Regions from separate parts of the Homo sapiens genome. Here region 2 is linked to region 1. Evidence: chromatin loops called from intact Hi-C (ENCODE). Cell type or tissue: psoas muscle. All regions are shown on one strand. Links, peaks and the distances in the headings refer to the core of each region. The heading gives the core; the rest is flanking DNA. Region 1 overlaps KIF13A (kinesin family member 13A). Region 2 overlaps NUP153 (nucleoporin 153).

Evidence for each region. Peaks named below come from ENCODE experiments on the same cell type or tissue, not always from the same donor. Only the 100,000 strongest peaks of a DNase experiment are listed, where the experiment ranks them.
Region 2: a loop joins it to region 1, with 2.2 times the contacts of the local background. A loop is called at or near these places in 7 of 110 quality-filtered maps.

What each region holds. Positions count from the first base shown.
Region 1 is chr6:17,770,349-17,780,610 of GRCh38, reverse strand. It overlaps KIF13A (kinesin family member 13A), which reads left to right. Exons shown (of 39, transcript NM_022113.6): 32 at 927-1,019; 33 at 1,512-1,664; 34 at 3,257-3,334; 35 at 5,549-5,596; 36 at 7,028-7,133; 37 at 8,552-8,703; 38 at 9,393-9,497. Among named protein-coding and RNA genes, the nearest start is that of NUP153-AS1, 68 kb to the right of the region's middle. In psoas muscle, for the core only: no CTCF peak of the experiment used is centred there; no DNase peak of the experiment used is centred there.
Region 2 is chr6:17,658,920-17,669,181 of GRCh38, reverse strand. It overlaps NUP153 (nucleoporin 153), which reads left to right. Exons shown (of 22, transcript NM_005124.4): 8 at 154-207; 9 at 3,797-3,943; 10 at 7,112-7,164; 11 at 7,403-7,529. Among named protein-coding and RNA genes, the nearest start is that of NUP153, 43 kb to the left of the region's middle. RefSeq lists a silencer at 3,750-4,044. In psoas muscle, for the core only: no CTCF peak of the experiment used is centred there; no DNase peak of the experiment used is centred there.

The DNA of each region.
Region 1 (10,262 bases), core at 1,078-9,077:
GTTATAGTCTGATTCTCATTTATCCAAGGTAGTGGGCATTAGGATAGCAGAGGTCAATGTCATCCAGTAAGGGCAGTTTCACCTTGACTGATTGGAGAGGTGTAATCCTACCAGGCAGTGGAGCTGTGATATTTCACTGTTTGAAAAGTAGAAAAACTGAGGCTGAGAGATTAAGTGCCAGGTCCAAGCAAGTGAGTGACAAAACCAGGACAAAAGGCAGACTCCAAACAAATCCCTATCCTACTGCTTTGACGGATCCCATCTCAGAGGTGCTGTCAGTGAAACTGATCCTCTCCAGTGTTGTTCTAGCCATCTCAGGAAAGACTGATTAAGCCCTGGAGAGATCACAGGAAGGCAGCAGATGGGAGAGAGAAGCAACCACAGAAATCCTGAACATGCTGCAGATTCTGTAGTCAAATTCCCAACTAACAGCTGGACGTTAGTATCCCTTGGGGTTGGAGACAGGGATTCTTAGCTTCAGTTTTTTCTGTTATGCTGAGTATTCTGCATTTCAAAAACATAGTAACTTGTAATGCTTCTACAATTTGTAAAATACAAAATAACTGGCTGGGCGCGGTGGCTCACGCCTGTAGTCCCAGCACTTTGAGAGGCCAAGGCGGGCGGATCACGAGGTCAGGAGATCGAGACCATCCTGGCTAACACGGTGAAACCCCGTCTCTACTAAAAATACAAAAAAAAAAAGTTAGCCAGGTGAGGTGGCAGGCGCCTGTAGTCCCAGCTACTCGGGAGGCTGAGGCAAGAGAATGGTGTGAACCCCAGGGGGCGGAGCCTGCAGTGAGCCGAGATCGCGCCACTGCCCTCCAGCCTGGGCGACAGCGAGACTCCATCTCAAAAAAAAAAAAAAAAATACAAAATAACTTACATTTGTCACATAGCTTAATACAGCTTTTTTTTTTTTCTACTAGAGTTTCACGCAGAGTTTGAAGAGGAGAATATCCCTGAAAAATATATTTTATTCCTGTGGTGTAACCTATGAAATAGTATCCAATATACCAAAGGTAAAATATATGCTACTTTAGGCCGGGCGCAGTGGCTCATGCCTGTAATCCCAGCACTTTGAGAGGCCGAGGCGGGTGGATCACCTGAGGTCGGGAGTTCGAGACCAGCCTGACCAACATGGAGAAACCCTATCTCTACTAAACATACAAAATTAGCTGGGCATGGTGGCGCATGCCTGTAATCCCAGCTACTCAGGAAGGCTGAGGCAGGAGAATCGCTTGAACCTGGGAGGCAGAGGTTGCAGTGAGCCGAGATCGCGCCATTGCACTCCAGCCTGGGCAACAAGAGCGAAACTCTGTCTCAAAAAAAAAAAAAAAAAAAAAAAAAAAAAAATATATATATATATATATATATGCTACTTTAAAAAATATCAGTATCTAAATAATGGAGAATGTGTTCATTCTCCAGACTTCTAAAACGTTTTCTCACCACACTTTGGATGAAAACGTTGTTCACATCAAAGTATTGTCACTTCCTTCCTGTCCTCGTAGGCAACTGAGGAGATAGAGGACCGGGAAACGCTGGCTCTCCTGGCAGCAAGGAGTGAAAACGAAGGCACATCAGATGGGGAGACGTACATTGAGAAGTACACTCGAGGCGTGCTGCAGGTGGAAAACATTCTGAGTCTTGAACGGCTCCGGCAGGCAAGTAACTGAATATCTGGACCGAGGATGAAAGCACCAGCCTTCACCCCCAATGGACAGATATGAATTTACTTACCAAACACCTCACTAAATCTATCAGAGAAGGAGCACTTGAGCCATCTCTATTGAAAGGACTCTGGCAAAATAGTAACCAAAATAAAAATAATGACTAACTTTTATTGAATAACCCCTACTTGCCAAGCACTGAGCCTGAGTAATTTAGGTATATTATTTCATTTAATCTTCAAGATAACCCCCTGAGGTAAGTACTGTTGAAATCCCCATTTTCAAATGAGAAAATTGAGGCTGATAGAAGTTAGCTAACTCACCCATGGTTACACAGCTAGGAAGTGGTACAAAGTCGGATGTAAAGCCAAGTAGCTTGACTCCAAAGCACATATGCTTAAACACAGACTTACTATCTCCCTAATTTTTAGACCTGAGTTAACTTTTGAGGTGACAACAGGTCATTCAAGTGAAAATAATCCACTAAGTAATGCAACTATAAGATAAGATATGTCATTTCATAGGAGCAATAGTTGACATTATTGGGGGAGGTGTTGATTAATAGGAGGAATGTAATTGGCATCTGTCAGAAAAATCTTCCCTTAGTGGAAATCCCACCTGAATTGCTGCATGAGTAAAATACAAACAGCATCACACTTCATTGTCATTTTGCAAATGAGATACATAGTTAGAAGTACCTCTTCTACATTTTCTCTGTCCACCTGTATAAAAATTTCACAACATAAATGTCTTCCATTCTGCTGTTTTCCTGGTTTTATTTATTTATTTGTTTATTTATTTTTGAGACAGAGTCTTGCTCTGTCGCTCAGGCTGGAGTGCAGTGGCACAATCTCAGCTCACTGCAACCTCTGCCTCCTGGGTTCAAGCAATTGTAGTGCCTCAGCCTCCCAGATAGCTGGAACCACAGGCACCCACCACCATGCCCAGCTAATTTTTGTATTTTTTAGTAGAAACAGGGTTTTACCATGTTGGCCAGCTGGTCTCGAACTCCTGTCTGTGATCCACCTGCCTCAGCCTCCCAGAGTGCTGGGATTATAGACATGAACCACCACACCCTGCAGTTTTATTTATCTTAAAAAAAATATTTTTGATAAATTGCTAAACAAATAATAATAAGTGGGTAAAATAATATTTCAGTTTTATAAATGTGTATGTATGTAGAACTGATGCAGTCTATATTTAAATCTATAAATAAACATATGTTACTTTTATAATTAGAATAAAAAATAAAGTAATGGCCGGGTGCGGTGGCTCACGCCTGTAATCCTAACACTTTGGGAGGCCGACGTGGGCAGATTGCCTGAGCTCAGGAGTTCAAGACCAACCTGGGCAACATGGTGAAACCCCGTCTCTACTAAAATACAAAAAAAAATTAGCCGAGTGTGGTGGCGTGCACCTGTAGTCCCAGCTACTCAGGAGACTGAGGCAGAATTGCTTGAACCCAGGAGGCAGAGGTTGCAGTGAGCAGAGATCGCATCACTACACTCCAGCCTGGGCAACAGAGTGAGACTCTGTCTCTGGGGAAAAAAAAAAAAAGTGTTATTTTCAAATTATTATGTTTACAGGCCGTCACAGTCAAAGAAGCACTTTCCACCAAAGCCCGGCACATTCGGAGGAGCCTCAGTACACCAAATGTTCATAATGTAAGTGCATCCTGCCAAGGATCTGCTCCTATGTGACATGTCGCAGCCTCTGGGGTGGGGGAAGGTGGGATTCACACAGTGGCAGTAGAGCTTATGGAACTGGTGTGGGCATCCCAAAGTGTAGCCTGCTTCTCTGTACCAGGGACACACACCAGGCAGCACAGTTGTCTAAGACTGAGCCATTTGTTCAATCTTATGAATTCCTGTTCAGCAAGTTATCTCCTTGAAAGAAGTTCCTTAAGATATAAATTGAGTTTAGTTGGTTACAGATGGTGGAGTCAGCTATGAATACTTGCACCCGAGTCCCTGGACGCTGGCTGCTCCAGGGTCAGTTTTTGTGCCCATTCTAGCTGCCCTGGTGGCTCTGAGTCTGCCACCATCAGTGTGATAAGGAGTCAGCCACTGCATGTAGGCACTCTTGGAGTCCCTAGTTGTTCCTTTGACCATTTTCGTTATTTTTCTCAACCAGTTAATCTAGAAAATCCAATTGACAGAAACTGATCCTAGCAGGGGGGACACTGTCACAGAGGGATAGGACAGATTAGTGCATGGAGCACTTCTAAGCAGCCACTTCCCAGAAGCAGCTGAGTAGAAGTAAGGTCTTTCCAAGGAAAAACACAGGCTTATTTGCCTTCCTGTTCTCTAGAATTGCCAGAAAATTATTTAAAACATGGTGGCCACTTACAAAAATTGTCCTACAGTGGGCTACAGAGCAAATCCCAGTAATTATTATCACACAGATTACTTCTTCTGACCACAATGCATTTATTAGAAATAGATAAGAGAGACTCATATAGTTGTAAATTGAAAAACGCTTTTCATGAACTCATTTCTCAAAGAAGAAATTATGATGGAAATTAGGATGTATTTAGAACTAAATGAGAATAAAAATGATACATAGATCAGTGTTTGTGCAATGCAGCTAAAGTGGTACCTAGAAATTATTAGCCCTAAATTCCCTATAATTCTGTATAAAGCAGAATACTAGACAGTAGAAAAAATGAGAGAGTGAGGGCTACTATTAGGAAATATATAGCTCTTATATTAAAAAGTAGAGTAAAAAAGAATTAGGTAAACATCTAGCTTAAAAAGTAAAGAAGATCGGGCACGGTGGCTCACGCTTATAATCCCAGCACTTTGGGAGGCTGAGGTGGGCAGATCACCTGAGGTTGGGAGTTCAAGACCAGCCTGACCAACATGGAGAAACCCGGTCTCTACTAAAAATACAAAATTAGCTGGGCATCGTGGCAGGTGCCTGTAATCCCAGCTACTCGGGTGGCTGAGGCAGGAGAATCGCTTGAACCCAGGAGGAGATTGCGGTGCGCCGAGATTGCGCCATTGCACTCCAGCCTGGGCAACAAGAGTGAAACTCTGTCTCAAAAAAAAAGTGAAGAAAAACTGCTTATGAAGTAATCTAAAAAAAAAAATATTTTTTTCAACCTCAATCTGATCAAGTAAAGTCTTTTGGAAGCCAAGGCGAGAGGATTGCTTGAGGCCAGGAATTTGAGACCAGCCTGGGCAACATAGCGAGACCTCATAACTTGATGTTATGCCAACAAATGTAAAAGCTTAAATAAAATGGAAATGTCCTGTAAAAACTGAATCAAGAAGAAATAGAAAACCTGAATACAGCTATCACCAAAAAGAAGGACTATACTAAAATAATGACTATTACTATGCTCGTTGATGAGAATTCACAGTATCAAAAAATTGGCATGTCCTTAAGCTAATCATTCTCAACAGAATTTTTTGTAAGATTTGATAAGCTGATTCTAAAACCTGTATGGAAAAGCAGTCAAAATATACTCCTGTACAACCCAGAGATTACATCCCTTAGATATATACTCTAGAGATTCTCATAAATATACAGGTTGTATTTAGAATTAAATGATACTAAAAATAGTACACATATCAATACTTGACTAGACTATTGAATAAGACCATATATAGTAAGATACCACTTATGTGAAGCATAAAATATGCAAAATAATGTTAACTATTGGTTATGAGTATATACACATACAATTATATAAAACTTATATGGGAATGATAAACCCCAAATTGAGAGTAGTCACTACTCCTGGAGAGGGAAGAAAGAGGAGGAGAAGAATGAAGACTGCAGGCTTCAACTGTGACATTCTGTTTCTTTATATAAAAAAAACCCCTTATATTAAATATATAAACCACATTGCTAAAACCATTCTTCTCTTATAGGTCTCTTCCAGCCGACCGGACCTTTCTGGCTTTGATGAAGATGACAAGGTATGCACCTATGGGCATGGCTAGGTTTTTAGTAGAATCTTAGTCTGGAAAGTTGTGGGATCTTGGTGTTTTTAAAATCTCTGGGCCTCACCTGGTTGATCCTGTCAGTTTAAAAAAAAAGAAAAAGAAAAATCTCTGGGCTTCCCATCTTAATTGTAAGCAAATAACTCTCTCCACAACTCCATTTCCAGGTTCAAATACTTGATGTGATATTGCTTTGCACTTCTTTTTTTTTTTTTTTGAGACAGAGTTTCACTCTTGTTACCCAGGCTGGAGTGCAGTGGCATGATTTTGGCTCACTGCAACCTCCACCTCCCAGGTTCAAGCGATTCTCCTGCCTCAGCCTCCCGAGTAGCTGGGATTATAGTCATTTGCCACCACACCTGGCTAATTTTGTATTTTTAGTAGAGATGGAGTTTCGCCATGTTGGCCAGGATGGTCTCGAACTTCTGACCTCAGGTGATCGATCCGCCTCGGCCTCCCAAAGTGTTTGGATTACAGGCATGAGCCACCATGCCCAGACAATTGCTATGCACTTTCAGTATTACATTGTTACTTACCATGATAGGTTCCATACCAGGACAGTACCACACATAATTGAATAGATATCTGTGTGTTTATGGGTTTAACTCTAAATGATTGGAGAAGGTGTTACATCCACCATAGCATAATCAAAATTATTTCAATGGGTAAAAGAGGGGATTTAAAATTAAGGACAGATTGCAACATGATCTTATTCAACAAATATTTCTTGAATACATATTATATATGAGTTACTATGCTAGAGACTAGATGATCCAAAAGGTATAAGCACAGATTTATGTCCTTAAGAAGTTTAAAATTTAGTCTTCAGAGGCAATCAACTCCTGATAAGTTGACATAAGATTAAGTAAGCTCGTATGATATGCCAGCGTTTTCTCTGTTTTGTATACCAATACTTTATGCCTCTTTGAAACTTTTAAATCTCAAATATAGGTAGAGTAACCACACTGCCAAATTTGCCTTGGACAGTCTCAGCTGTGCCTTCTACCCAGGCAGAATTACTAATGGAACAGTTGTCCTTTGAGAGTGTTTCAGTTTGGTCATTAAATTATCAAGTCACTCTGGGTATATGCCACATTGCTCAAAGTAGCTACCTCTGGGGAGGAAGGAAGATGAATGGGACCAAAAGATCACACTACATTTGTAATAATTTTATTAAACTTGAGCAAATATAATAAAATATTAACATGTATTCACTCCGGGTATACCTTGGATATGACAGTATTTTTTACGATATTCAGCCCTTTCTGTATATTTGAAATAAATCATAATAAAAATAAAGAAGAGCATATGCTGCCATTAAAAAAAAACAGAAGAAACTCCAACCTGGGCTTTATTTCTTATTTTGGAGTGATTCAATTACAGTTAACCCATATTTTTACCTTGTAGGGTTGGCCAGAGAACCAGTTGGACATGTCTGACTATAGCTCCAGTTACCAAGATGTAGCATGTTATGGAACTTTACCCAGGGATTCTCCTCGAAGGAATAAAGAAGGTAGTGGTGAGATTATTTTGCAGTGATATTTCTTTGTAATTACTTAGAAAAAGTATGAAAAAATGTCTTTCATTAATGGCATATAATAAGATATGAAGCTGATATTCTAGTTAACTAGATGATACAAAACTGTTATTGAATGTAACATATAACATTCACTTATTTGATTTATTTTTGTTTTGTATCCAACATATCACCCAAATAATCATAGACTTTTTGTGTATTACTTTAGAACTTCTGAATCATTTTTTGTCATCATTTCCTGACTTTCAAGTCCAGTTTTGAGACACATACAAATCCTATTATTTTCTACCAGAATATCCAGCTCTGTCATATTTGTGTACTCAAAGGAATTTTTAAAAGAACATGACTTTGATTCATAAAGCAGTTTTCAAAAACGATACCCAAAATGAGTTTGATTCATGGTGACATTATTACCTAAATTATACAGTCTACCAGTGCCTTAATGGGAACAGTATTCTTTGGCCATATATATCGGTTCTGTTACCTTATACCTTATATTAGTAGGTAAAATATAAGGTATATTCGCCATTATACTAACAAATTGGAAAGGGAGGAAAGAGGCCAAAAAGGTAAGAAATGATACAAGCAAGGAAGAAGAATTGTCCTCCCTTAGTCATATATAGCAGGGTGGCCTGAGGGGGAAAAAAAGAGGCTCGCAAGAAAATTTACACAGTATTAATTCATTGAATATTTATTGAGCCTCTACTTTCTGTCTTATAACTATGGAAATAAGATACACAGAAAATGAGATGTTAAATGATAAGGTGCCAAAATGAACATGCAGATAATAAGGGCTGTGAGAATTCAGAGGAATGGAAAATCAGCGTGAGCTGAAATTGGTCTGGTTAGTGGTGCTTAAGCTGGATCTTGAAAAGAGTGTAGAAATTTGCTATCTCACTTTGTTCACACAGACTAGCACTGTAGTAACTCTTTGTGACATCACAGATTTATGTCTATTCTTGCCTACATCTGTTCCATGGTTTTTTGGGGGTTTTTTTGTTTGTTGTTTGTTGTTTGTGGGGTTTTTTTGTTTTGTTTTTAGACAGGGTCTCCCTCTCTCTCTCTTGCCCGGGCTGGAGTGCAGTGGCACCATTATAACTCACTGCAGCCTCAACCCCTGGGGCTCAAGCGATCTTCTCGCCTCAGCCTCCTGAGTAGCAAGTACAACAAGTAGACACCACCATGCCTGGCTATCTGTTTATTTTTTTTTTCACAGACTGGTGTCCCTATGTTGCACAGGGTGGGCATACATCTGTTTTAATGCTTAGCCAAATATTAGCCTATGAATTTCATTGTTCTCCCAGATATTCCCATGGCTGGGTCATTGTCTCAGTTCCTATGTTTTGCTTAAAGTGTTCAGCATCTGTAACCTCATAACTTCTCATCTTCCCTAGGTTGTACATCAGAGACTCCTCATGCCTTAACCGTCAGCCCTTTTAAAGCATTCTCTCCTCAGCCACCAAAGTTTTTCAAGCCCCTAATGCCTGTAAAAGAGGAGCATAAGAAAAGGATAGCCCTGGAAGCAAGGCCTCTTCTAAGCCAGGAGGTAAATGCTTGACTTGTCTGTACTATGCAGAATAGAGCAGAGTTGTGTCACCTGTGAAGCAGCAGTGTGCATTAACAAGCTGAGTGCTGCATGTGGACATGCACGGTCATCACTCCATGGTTCCCGTTCTCGAATTCCTCTTTCTCAAGCATGCAGAGTCATGGTAGAATCTCTTGTTTGTTGTTGCTGCTGTGGTTTTATTTCTTTGTGTTTATGGCTTTTCAAAGTATTTTTTTATGTTTCAAGTGAGAAAGATGTTTTCTAGGTGTTTTGAAAAGATTAAAGGCCTTTTTTAAAATTATTTTTCTTTTTTGTCTTTTTGGGGATTTCTGATTTTGTTTTTTATAGAGATAGGGTCTTGCTGTGTTGCCCAGGCTGGTCTGAAACTCCTGGCCTCAAGTGATTCTTTTGCCCCAGCCTCCCAAGGCACTGGGATTGCAGGCATGAGCCGTTGTACCTGGTCAAAAGGCTGTTTTTTAAATAAGACTAATTATGCTTTTTGCCACAGAATCTGTTTATTCCTGTCATATCTCTCCAGTAGTTTAACTCTGGCCTGCAGAATTGGCTGCTGCATTACTCACATGTAATAAGAGTGTTAGCATTGCTTTTCTAACTTGCATGTACTTAATATGTATTTTGGCCGTTGTCGTCTTTGTGTGTGATGCATCTGTGTGTCTTAACCTTTGCAGAGCATGCCTCCACCTCAGGCACATAACCCTGGCTGCATTGTACCCTCAGGAAGCAATGGCAGCAGCATGCCAGTAGAACACAATAGCAAACGTGAGAAGAAGATTGTAAGTTCCGGAACCATTTCTGTCATATTGCCTGGTGGTGGGTTTAAGGCCCTTTCACAGACAATCATCCAAATGCTAGAAGAAATTAAGACATGTATTGGGTCTTTGTCTTAAAGAAAATAAAAATGTGACCATTGGTAATGATATTTTGCATGGATGTGGCCATGACCTACAATTTTATCTTATTTATTTATTTATTTTTTGCTTAAGTTTGCTTAGAAAAAGGGAGAAAGGCACTTTTATTGCTTCTGGCCTTTATAAAAAGTGTAACAAAGAGATCTTTTTAATACCAAAATCTTTCTAATGTGCCTATACATATTGCCTAGATTCTGAAGTTAATCTACCTAGAGGAAGTGCACTTACTTGGAGTAAGTAATCATGCATTTAATGCATTTAGCTGTGGATATGTTTGGAAGCTTTTTTATGTTGCCTGATGCTATTGCCAAGATAATTCTGTAGTTAGAGCTGCACTACAATCTATCATAATCACCCTTCATCGTCTCACTGTCTAGGGTAGCCTTTGTTAATTAGCTGGCAAAATATATTCCAATACCTTGGTGCCAGCCTTGCATTCAGGATGGCTTATATATATTTTGCCACAGGTAGGCTGAAACTCTACCCACAAAACCTCATTCCTTAGCACTTGGTTTTAAAATTATTAATTTGAGATACAGTTTTAAAAACACTGCATACCAGGCACCTTAGGTTATAAATTATACCTCAATTTACAAAAAAAAAAAAAAAAAAAAAAATCCTGTTTATTCT
Region 2 (10,262 bases), core at 855-8,854, 110 kb after region 1:
ACTTGAACTTGGGAGGCAGAGGTTGCAGTGAGTCAAGATCGCGCCACTGCACTCCAGCCTGGGCGACAGAGTGAGACTCCATCTCAAAAAAAAAAAAAAAGGTATTTTTCATAACTCCCCATCTATTCTAATAGTGTTTTTTTTTTTTTTCAGCCTCTTGATAGGAGTGGGATAGATATCACAGATTTTCAGGCCAAAAGAGAAAAGGTAAAACTTCTTTAGCATTTAGTTATTTAAACTGTCTACAATTTTGTTGTGTTTAAAGTTCACAAGTATACAAATTGGATTTAGTTTAGACATTAGGGAACATGTTTGAAAAATAATATTCTTTTTTTTTTTGAGTCTCAGTCTCGCTCTGTCATCCAGACTGGTGTGCAGTGGTGCCATCTTGACTCACTGCGACCTATGGCTCCCAGGTTCAAGCGATTCTCGTGCCCCAGCCTCCCTAGTAACTGAGATTACAGGCACGTGCCATCATGCCCTGCTCATTTTTGTATTTTTAGTAGAGATAGGGTTTCACCGTTTTGGCTAGACTGGTCTCAAACTCCTGAGCTCAGGTGATCTGCCTGCCGTGGCCTCCCAAAGTGCCGGGACTAAGGTGTGAGCCACTGTGCCTGACCCTGAAAAATAGTATTCTTCTACTTGGACATTTTACTCTCTTCTGCAGTCCTCAGGACAATATTGTATATGTAGTAGATACTCATCCAATTTTTTTTTGGGCTATTCAGCATTTCCATCTTGAGGATCTTGACAGACTTTATGGCTTACTGTTACCTTTTGATAAATAAAAATAGGAGTGATCGGCCAGGTGCGGTGGCTTACGCCTGTAATCCTAGCACTTTGGGAGGCCCAGGCCAGTGGATCACTTGAGGTCAGGAGTTCAAAACCAGCCTGGACAACATGGTGAAACCCTGTCTCTACTAAAAATACAAAAAAAAATTAGCCAGGTGTGGCGGTGCGCACCTGTAATCTCAGCTACTCCGGAGGCTGAGGCAGGAGAATCACTTGAACCCGGGAGGCGGAGGGTGCAGTGAGCCGAGGCCGCGCCACTGCACTCCAGCCTGGGAGACAAAGTGAGACTCTATCTCAAAAAAAAAAAAAAAAAAAAAAAAGTTCAGTAAACTAAAGTCCTCATTGCACATCATCATCTTTGTATACTTTCCTCATTAACCAAAATTTTGTGAAATCTATTGTGTGTAGTAGAATTTCAATTAGGCAGATCTCTCATCAGCCAAACAAAATACTGTTTCAAGATAGTGGAACTGATAAAGTTGATCATTATATCTTGCTGCCCTTTTAATATATCCTATTTGCTTAAAATTAACTTTGGCGGTTACTGTGGGAAAAAAATACAATGTTTGATAGTTTGGGTTAAAGAGGTATCTTTTGTTAGTTTATTTATAGCTGGTTAAGCATCCTTCAGGGAAAGCAGACTGTTGGATTTTTCTTTTTTTTCTTTTCTTTTTGAGGCAGCGTCTCGCTCTGTCACCCAGGCTGGAGTGTGCAGTGGCACAGTCGCAGCTCACTGCAACCTCCACCTCCAGGGCTCAAGCAATTCTCCTGCCTCAGCCTCGCAGGTAGCTGGGACTACAGGCGCCTATCACCATGCCTGGCCGATTTTTTGTATTTTTAGTAGAGATGGGGTTTCACCGTATTAGCCAGGGTAGCCTTGATCTCTTGACCTCGTGATCCGCCCGCCTCGGCCTCCCAAAGTGCTGGGATTACAGGCGTGAGCCACCGTGCCTGGCTTGGATTTTTCTTTTGAAAACATTTCTTGGAATACCAAGTTCCTCAAAAGTAATTATTTAAATTATAATTTTATGAATTAATTGCAATGACTAAGATATTGATAAATTATTATCTGTAATGAAATTCTGATGCAAAGAAAGCTAATATTGAACTTTTTATTGGAAGAGTGTTGCTTCTCAATTTTTGGAATTACCTAGACATTTGGAATTAGGCAAGAAGGAATCTATTAGTAGTTTCTATGATGGGCTTAATTTAAGCTACTAGCTTTTCTCAACCCCTCATTTATATCAGGTTATTTTATAATAAGAGGTGAAATTTTAAAATTATGTCATAATGTAAGTTCTTATCAATAACAGTTTTACTAATGGTTGAGTATCGTATCCATAAAAGTTTATTAATGGGTGCTAAGAAATAAAAAGCCAGAATACAGTATCATAGCCCATGTTTCACAGATGTTATCAGAACAGTCTACAAAATAGACTCTCTTATTGAGTTGTATGTAAGGTCACATTTGCGAAGAGGTTTTAGGGAAGAGTTAGTAACCATACAGAGGCTTTGCCCTGGAAACCAATGTTGTTCACAGCTGCTGCTGAATGAAAGGACCTTATTCATAGGATTACAGTCTTTGGACAGAGTTAGAAGCTTCTGGCTTTATAGTGGTTTTATACCAACAGGATTTTTACTATGTTTCAGTTTAGCAAAGGACTGTTAACAAAACAGTTGGTGTACTTACATAATAAATTGAGTTCATTTTACAGTTTGGAAGTCTTAACAGTGATTTACCATTTAGACTTACATTGTAAGATTTTTGGTTTGGTTTGGTATTTAAATAACAATGGGGGAAATAACTTGGAGAGGGATTCGGTCACATTTTTGGGAGTTAAAATATTTTCATAGCTAGTTTTTTTGTTTGTTTTGGGAGACTGACTCTTGCTCTGTCTCCCAGGCTGGAGTGCGGTGGCACAATCTCGGCCCATTGAAAGCTCTGCCTCCGGGTTCAAACGATTCTCCTGCCTCAGCCTCCTGAATAGCCGGGATTACAGGCGCATGCCACCACGCCTGGCTAATTTTTACATTTTTAGTAGAGACGTTTTCACCATGTTGGCCAGGCTGGTCTCAAACTCCTGACCTCAAATGATCCACCTGCTTCGGCCTCCCACATTGCTGGGATTACAGGTGTGAGCCACCACGCCTGGCCCATAGCTAGTTTTAAAATATCTTATTTGCAGCTCAAAAAATATGGACAGTAATTCAGGGAAAATGTGACAAAAGTACATTTTAGTTCATGCATTTAAAATTCACTCTGGGCCAGGTGCAGTGGCTCATGCCTGTAATCCCAGCACTCTTTGAGAGGCTGAGGCAGAAGGATTGCTTGAGCCCAGAAGTTTGAGATCAGCCTGGGCAACACAGCAAGACCTAGTCTCCATTTAAAAAAAAAAAAAAAAGCCAGGTGAGTTGCCTCATGTCTGTAATCTCAGCACTTTGGGAGGTTGAGGCAGGCAGATTGCTTGAGCCCAGGAGTTTGAGACCAGCCTGAGCAACATGGCGAGACCCTGTCTCTACAAAAAAAAACCAAAAAAATTAGCCGGGTGTGGTGGCGCACGCCTGTGTACACAGGAGGCTGTGGTGGGAGGATCACCCAGGTCTCACCTACAGTGAGCTGTGGTCTGGGTGACAGAGCAGGAGTCCGTCTCTTAAAAAAAAAAAACAAAAAACTGTAAAAGGTTTGATCTGTAGTGCTGTTTTGAATATAGTTCCATTTTGTATGCATGCATGTGTGTGAAAAGTCATTAAGTCTGGAATGAAATATAGAGTATCCGTGAAGCCATTTTAGAATTATATGTGTGTATATTTATGTGCATAGGTATATGAATACATACCTTAGGTTCCATTATTATCAGTTTTTCCTCTTATTTGTTTGTATCTACTGTATATTTCTCTGGGAAATACTCATGGTCTTTAGGTCATGTTAGCTATTGTCAAAATTTAGATATGAATCATTGATTTATATGAAAATAAATGTTTTTGATTTCTCTTTACCTGTAAGGTGGATTCTCAATATCCTCCTGTTCAGAGACTTATGACCCCAAAGCCAGTTTCCATAGCAACAAATCGAAGTGTTTATTTTAAACCATCTCTGACTCCTTCTGGTGAATTCAGGAAGACTAATCAAAGAATAGATAACAAGTGCAGTGTGAGTATATGTATATTTCTACCAGTCTTTGAATATTGATTAGAATAAGTAAGACTAAATAATGTAAAATATAACTACCATTGTATTCTAGCAACTGTATAACACATAAAGGTTGTGAATTAGTGATGATTATGAATTGGTATGCTTTTAAAATAGCTGTCACCTTGATCAAATTTTTTTTTTTTTGAGACGGAGTCTCACTCTGTCTCCAGGGGTGGAGTGCAATGGCATGGTCTCAGCTCACTGCAACCTCTGCCTCCCGGGTTCAAGTGATTCTCCTGCTTCAGCCCCCCGAGTAGCTGGGACTACAGGCATGTGCCACCTCACCCAGCTAATTTTTGTATTTTTAGTAGAGACAGGGTTTCACTATGTTGGCCAGGCTGGTCTCGAACTCCTGACCTCAAGTGACCCACCTGCCTTGGCCTCCCAAAGTGCTGGGATTACAGATGTGAGCCACCGCGCCTGGCCACTACCTTGGTCAGATCTTAAGTTAGTGTTGACTAGTAAACTCTAGCATGTACCCATTGTTTAGGTTACATAATTTTGCCGGATTTGCTTTATCTGTTTCTTTCATGTGGTGGTGTTGAACTATCTGCAAGTAAATTTCAGACATTATCTTTTGAACCCTAAGTACTTTGATATGCATCTCCTAAGTACTTTGTCCTATATTATCCCATCTAAGAAAATTAATTCTAATTCCTTAAAATTATCTAATATCCAGTCCATATTGAAACGTTTTTCATAATTGCTTTTTTGAACCAGGACTCGAGCAAGGTTCAGATACTGCTTTTGGTTTTGTTTTTCCAGACCTCAAACCCTCACCCTGGCCACATTGGTTTCTGTTTCTTGAGATAATTCACATATCATACAATTCTCCTATTTAAAGTTTTCAATTCAGTGGTTTTAGCATGTTTGGAAAACACTTTATAAATAAAGTGGTGTCTGTGAGTTGTTCAACTGTTAAGCCATCATAATGGTAAATTTTAGAACATTTGTATTACCATCTCTCCCACCCTTTGAAAATCTCATACCCATACCCGTCAGTAGCCACTTAGCATAGTGTTTTCAAGGTTCATTCACGTCGTAGTATGTATCAGTACTTCATTTTTTCCCTTTTTATGGCTGAATAATATTTCATTGTAAGGAATACTAGATTTTGTAGATATTTCATTGTATGGATATACTAGATTTTGTTTTATCCATTAATCACTTGAAGGACATTGGGGTTGGTTTTACTTTTTGGCTGTAATGAATAATGCTCCTGTCAACATTTATGTATAAGTGTTTTTTTGTGTGTTTGTGTGTGTGGACATGTTTTTATTTCTCTTGGGTTTATACCTAGAAATAGAATTGCTGGATCATAGGTTTTTGAAGAGACCAGGCCAGTTGTCTTATAAAATGTCCCATAATCTGGGTTTGTCTGGTTTTTTGTGTCATTTAACTTGTATTTATTTTGTTTACTTAACACCTTATTGTTTATGCCTTTAGTTATATTTTATCTCATTTCTAACAACTCAATTTATTGAAAACCTTGAAACTTAGAAAGATTAGTACAGTGATTTGCCATGTATTTCTTTATGTTGATTCACCAGTCATTAACATTTTGTCATATTTGCTTTATCTCCCTCCATACTTTTAAGTTAACATTAAAATTTTGAAAAATATTTTGAACATAGTGTGATCATGGTGGCTCATGCCTATAATCCCAGTGCTTTGAGAGGCTCAGGCAGAAGGATCACTTGAGTCCAGGAATTCAAGACTAGCCCAGGCACCATAGCAAGACCTTATCTCTAGAAGAAATAAAAAAATTAGCCAGATGTGGTGGTGCGTGTCTGTAATCCTAGCAAGGCAGGAGGTTGCGGTAGGAGGATCACGTGAGAGCCCAGGAGTTCGAGGCTAAAGTGAACTGTGATAGCACCACTGCACTCTGGCTTGGGTGAGAGAGTAAGACCCTGACTCAAAATATATATATATATATGTGTGTGTGTGTGTGTGTGTGTGTGTGTATTTTTTTCTTTTTAGCATAATATTGGACTTCTACAGATTTGCAAGAAAAATTTCATGAACTTCACATTTTACTACATTTGCTCTATCTTTTTCTCTGTGTTCTTATTAACAAGGAGTTCCCTTACATAATGCATAGCAGTGGTCAAACCCAGAAACTTAACATTGGCACAACACTGTAATCTACAGATTCTATTTACATGTTGTCACTTGGCCTAAAAGAAGAAATTCTAACATCATGTCTTGCATTTAGTTGTCATGTCTCTTCATCTCCTTTAGTCTAGAACAGTTCCTTTTGTTTTTTGTTCTTGTTGTTTTGTGTTTCACAATATTGATAATTTTGAAGTATAGAAGCCAGTTATTTTGTAGAATGTTCTGCAGTTTTATGATTGTCTGATGTTTCCTCATGATTAGATTTCAGTTACCTACTTTTGGCAGTGAAGACCGTTGAGGGAGTGTGCTGAGCTGTTCTCACTGTTCAGAAGGCACAGGCTACCAGTTTGTCCCATTCCTGGCAGTGTGGTTATTACATAAAGTGGTGTCTGTGAGGATTCTCTACTATAAAATTACTATTTTACCTTTCGTAATGAATAAGTATTTTGTGGGAAGGAAACTTCCCAATTATATTCTTTTCAGCCACTAGTGTTAGCATTATTGATGATTCTTGCCTGTATCTTTTTGAGCACTTAATTGGTTTTTGATATTATAAGATAATTCAGGCTCATCACATGCATTTCCTGCCCCAGCCCTGTAATCAGCCATTTTTCCAAGAAGTCTTGATTCCTTTCAGTGGAAGTATTAATTCTTTAAGTTGTAGGGAGCTATTTCGAAAGGAATAGCTTTGTATATTTGGTTGCACAATTAACAGGACAAAAAGAGGGATAAGTAAAGTAATTTTGTGGTTAGGTTAGTGAGTGTATTGTCTGTATACTACCATTTTATTAAAATAATGATTGTGCTCACTGACATTTTTCATATATATAATCTCACTGTAACTCTTGGTTACCATTCAGAAGGCAGGGTGTAATTTCAAATTTCAGGATTCATTAACTAAAAAGCCATCAAATTCCTGATTCTAAATATTAAAATTAATAGGAAGCAAGGTGGTACTAAGAAAATTACAACAAATAAGCAAACGTAAATATGTGTGTATTTCCCCTGCAGACTGGATATGAAAAAAATATGACACCCGGACAAAATAGAGAACAACGAGAAAGGTACTGTCATTTCTTATACAGCTATACTTCTTTATATTTAACTTGTAAGGTCTGTATTTAATTTACATGTACCTTTTTGAAGATTAAAATCAAAGAACAGAAACTTTATATAAAGAAATCTAAGATTTTAGAATCACGTTCAGCTGTATATTTTTTTTTTACTTGTTAGCAGTTCTAGTTAACAAGTTATGGACCACAATAATATATCAGTTGTTTTAATTTTCTTTTTATTTGCCAGTGGCTTTTCATATCCAAATTTCAGTTTGCCTGCAGCCAATGGTTTATCTTCTGGAGTAGGTGGTGGAGGTGGCAAGATGAGACGAGAAAGAACACGCTTTGTTGCTTCTAAACCTCTGGAGGAGGAGGTAGGGTTGTATACTCATATACTCTTGAGGTTTATTTAAAAAGCATTGGTGTGGTGGTGGTAAGGGGAGACCTGTAGGGGTGGGGTTCGAAGAGACCCAGAGCAAAATTAATCTGCTATTGAATCAGTTCTTTCAAAATGCATGCTGAAAACCTAATCTAGTACCTTAAATTTCATGGGTATCATAGAACAAAACAAAACTACCCATACTTTTTCAAATAAGGGAATTGCAATTGAAATTATTTGACCCTTGGTATTACTGTATAGTTTTGTCTGTTTGTAAAACATACGTAAATAAGTTCATAAATAGGATTAATACTATACGTATTCTTCTTTTTTTAAGATACAGTCTTGCTCTGTCGCTCAGGCTGGAGTGCAGTGGCGCAGTCTCGGCTCAGTGCAACCTCTGCCTCCTGGGTTCAAGCAATTCCTGTGCCTCAGCCACGCAAGTAGCTGGGACTATAGGCATTTGCCACCACACCTGGATAATTTTTGTATTTTTAGTAGAGATGGGGTTTCACCATGTTGGCCAGGCTGGGTCGAACTCCTGATGTCAAGTGATCCACCTGCCTCGGCCTTGCAAAGTGCTGGGATTACAGGCGAGAGCCACCGTGCCCTGCCTGTCTTCTTCTTGCTTGCCTGTTTCTCCTTTTTTGATGTTGTATTGTGAAAGGTAACTGTAAGTTTTTTAATTTCACTGCTTATATATTTATCCAGTTTGAAGATTTACCGTAATCCATTCTGCCATCAGGATACATTTTGGTAGATTTCTAATACACATTAAAGTGAATATGCACTTTTCTGTCTGCACACGTGCAGTATTTTCTCTAGAGTATTTATCTAGGAATGGAATTGTTGGATTATAGGGGATGATCCACATCTTCTGCTGTATTAGATGTTGCCATGTTTTCTCTTCAAGATAGTTTTGCAGTTCAACATTTCCACCATATGACAATAGATAGATCTTGGGGCATCCTTTTGTGTGTTTTTTGGACATTTGAGTTTTCTCTTGATCCATTTTTTTCCTATGGGGTTATTTCCTGTAGGGATATATATATAATTTCTTATATGTATATTAAGAAATATGTATGTATATGTATATATAATTTATTATTAGAAAGAGTTCTCTATATATTCTGACCATAAATGTTTGGAAAAGATAGGGACAGATTTAAGATTGGTTACATTAACCTTTCTGTCTATATATTGCTCTTTTTTTCTAACTACTTTAAGTTGAATGCAAGTCTCATTTTAGTTGTATTATAAATGCATTTCAGCTTAGCTTAACCATTTGAGTTTTGATACATAGTCCTTGTATTTGTCATTTGTTTCTAATTAAAATTTCACCAGTGACTCCCTCATTGACCAATGAGTTTTAGGAGTATATTTTTAGCTTTTTAAACATGCTTTTCCTATTTATATTGACAGAAACAAAATCATGTTTTGGTTGAAGTTGTTGGATGTCTTAGATTTCTTCATGCCTATTGGTATTTTGCTCTGCAGGTTTGGAGTGTGATGCCTTGCTTCCTTTTAACTATGCTTTTCCTAGCTAGCAGTACTATAGCTCACCAGAATTATGACCTCCTTGGCAGTTTTCACTTTCTGCCATATAAATTGACTTGTAATGAGCTTTGGGATTATGTTAGTAGACTTGGCTCTATTGCTGGTCTGGAGGCTCTGTCTTTCCTTTAGTCTCTGTTTCTCACTCTACTAGAGTGTTGTGAAGGGAGGGAATCTATTACTGTATATCATTATCTGAAAAGGAAATACCTTGAATGCCATTGATCATACAAACAGTATATAAATTTTATAGGTTTTGTAGCAAACCAATTTTCTTTTGTCATTAAAGCTCTTTATTAATTATATTTAAGAAACGGGTTGGCGGCTGGGCACGGTGGCTCATGCCTGTAATCCCAGCACTTTGGGAGGCCAAGGCGGGCGGATCACGAGGTCAAGAGATCGAGACCATCCTGGCCAACATGATGAAACCCCGTCTTTACTAAAAATACAAAAATTAGCTGGGTGTGATAGCGTATGTGTGTAGTCCCAGCTACTCGGGAGGCTGAGGCAGGAGAATCACTTGAACCCTGGAGGTGGAGGTTGCAGTGAGCCAAGATTGCACCAGTGTACTCCAGCCTGGCAACAGAGCGAGACTTTGTCTCAAAAACAAAACAAAACAAAAACAAAAGAAATGGGCTGTCTTACCTTGTGTAAATAAGGAATTTATTAGGTTGGTACAAAAGTAATTGGGGTTTTGGACCATGAATTTTAAATCATTATTTAACTAGGCTCAAACACATCTTTATTGAACAAAACAGGAACCACTACAATCAACACATTTTTGCCAACGAGAAATAAATTTGCTTATTCTTATAGCACAAAAATCTGTGCTTTGGGATTCGACAAGCTCTTGGAAAGCATTTTCTGCATCCCGCTGTTGCGGAAGTGTTTTCCCTGCAAAAAGTTTTCGAGATGCTTGAAGAAGTGATAGTCAGTTGGCGAGAGGTCAGGTGAATATGGCAGATGAGGCAAAACTTTGTAGCCCAATTCCTTCAACTTTTGAAGCGTTGGTTGTGCAGTGTGCCATTGGGTGTTGTTGTAGAGAAGTAGGCCCTTTCGGTTGACCAATGCCAGCTGCAGACATTGCAGTTTTTGGTGCATCTCATTGATTTGCTGAGCAGACTTCTCAGATGTAGTGGTTTCGCTGGGATTCTGAAAGCTGTAGTGGATTAGA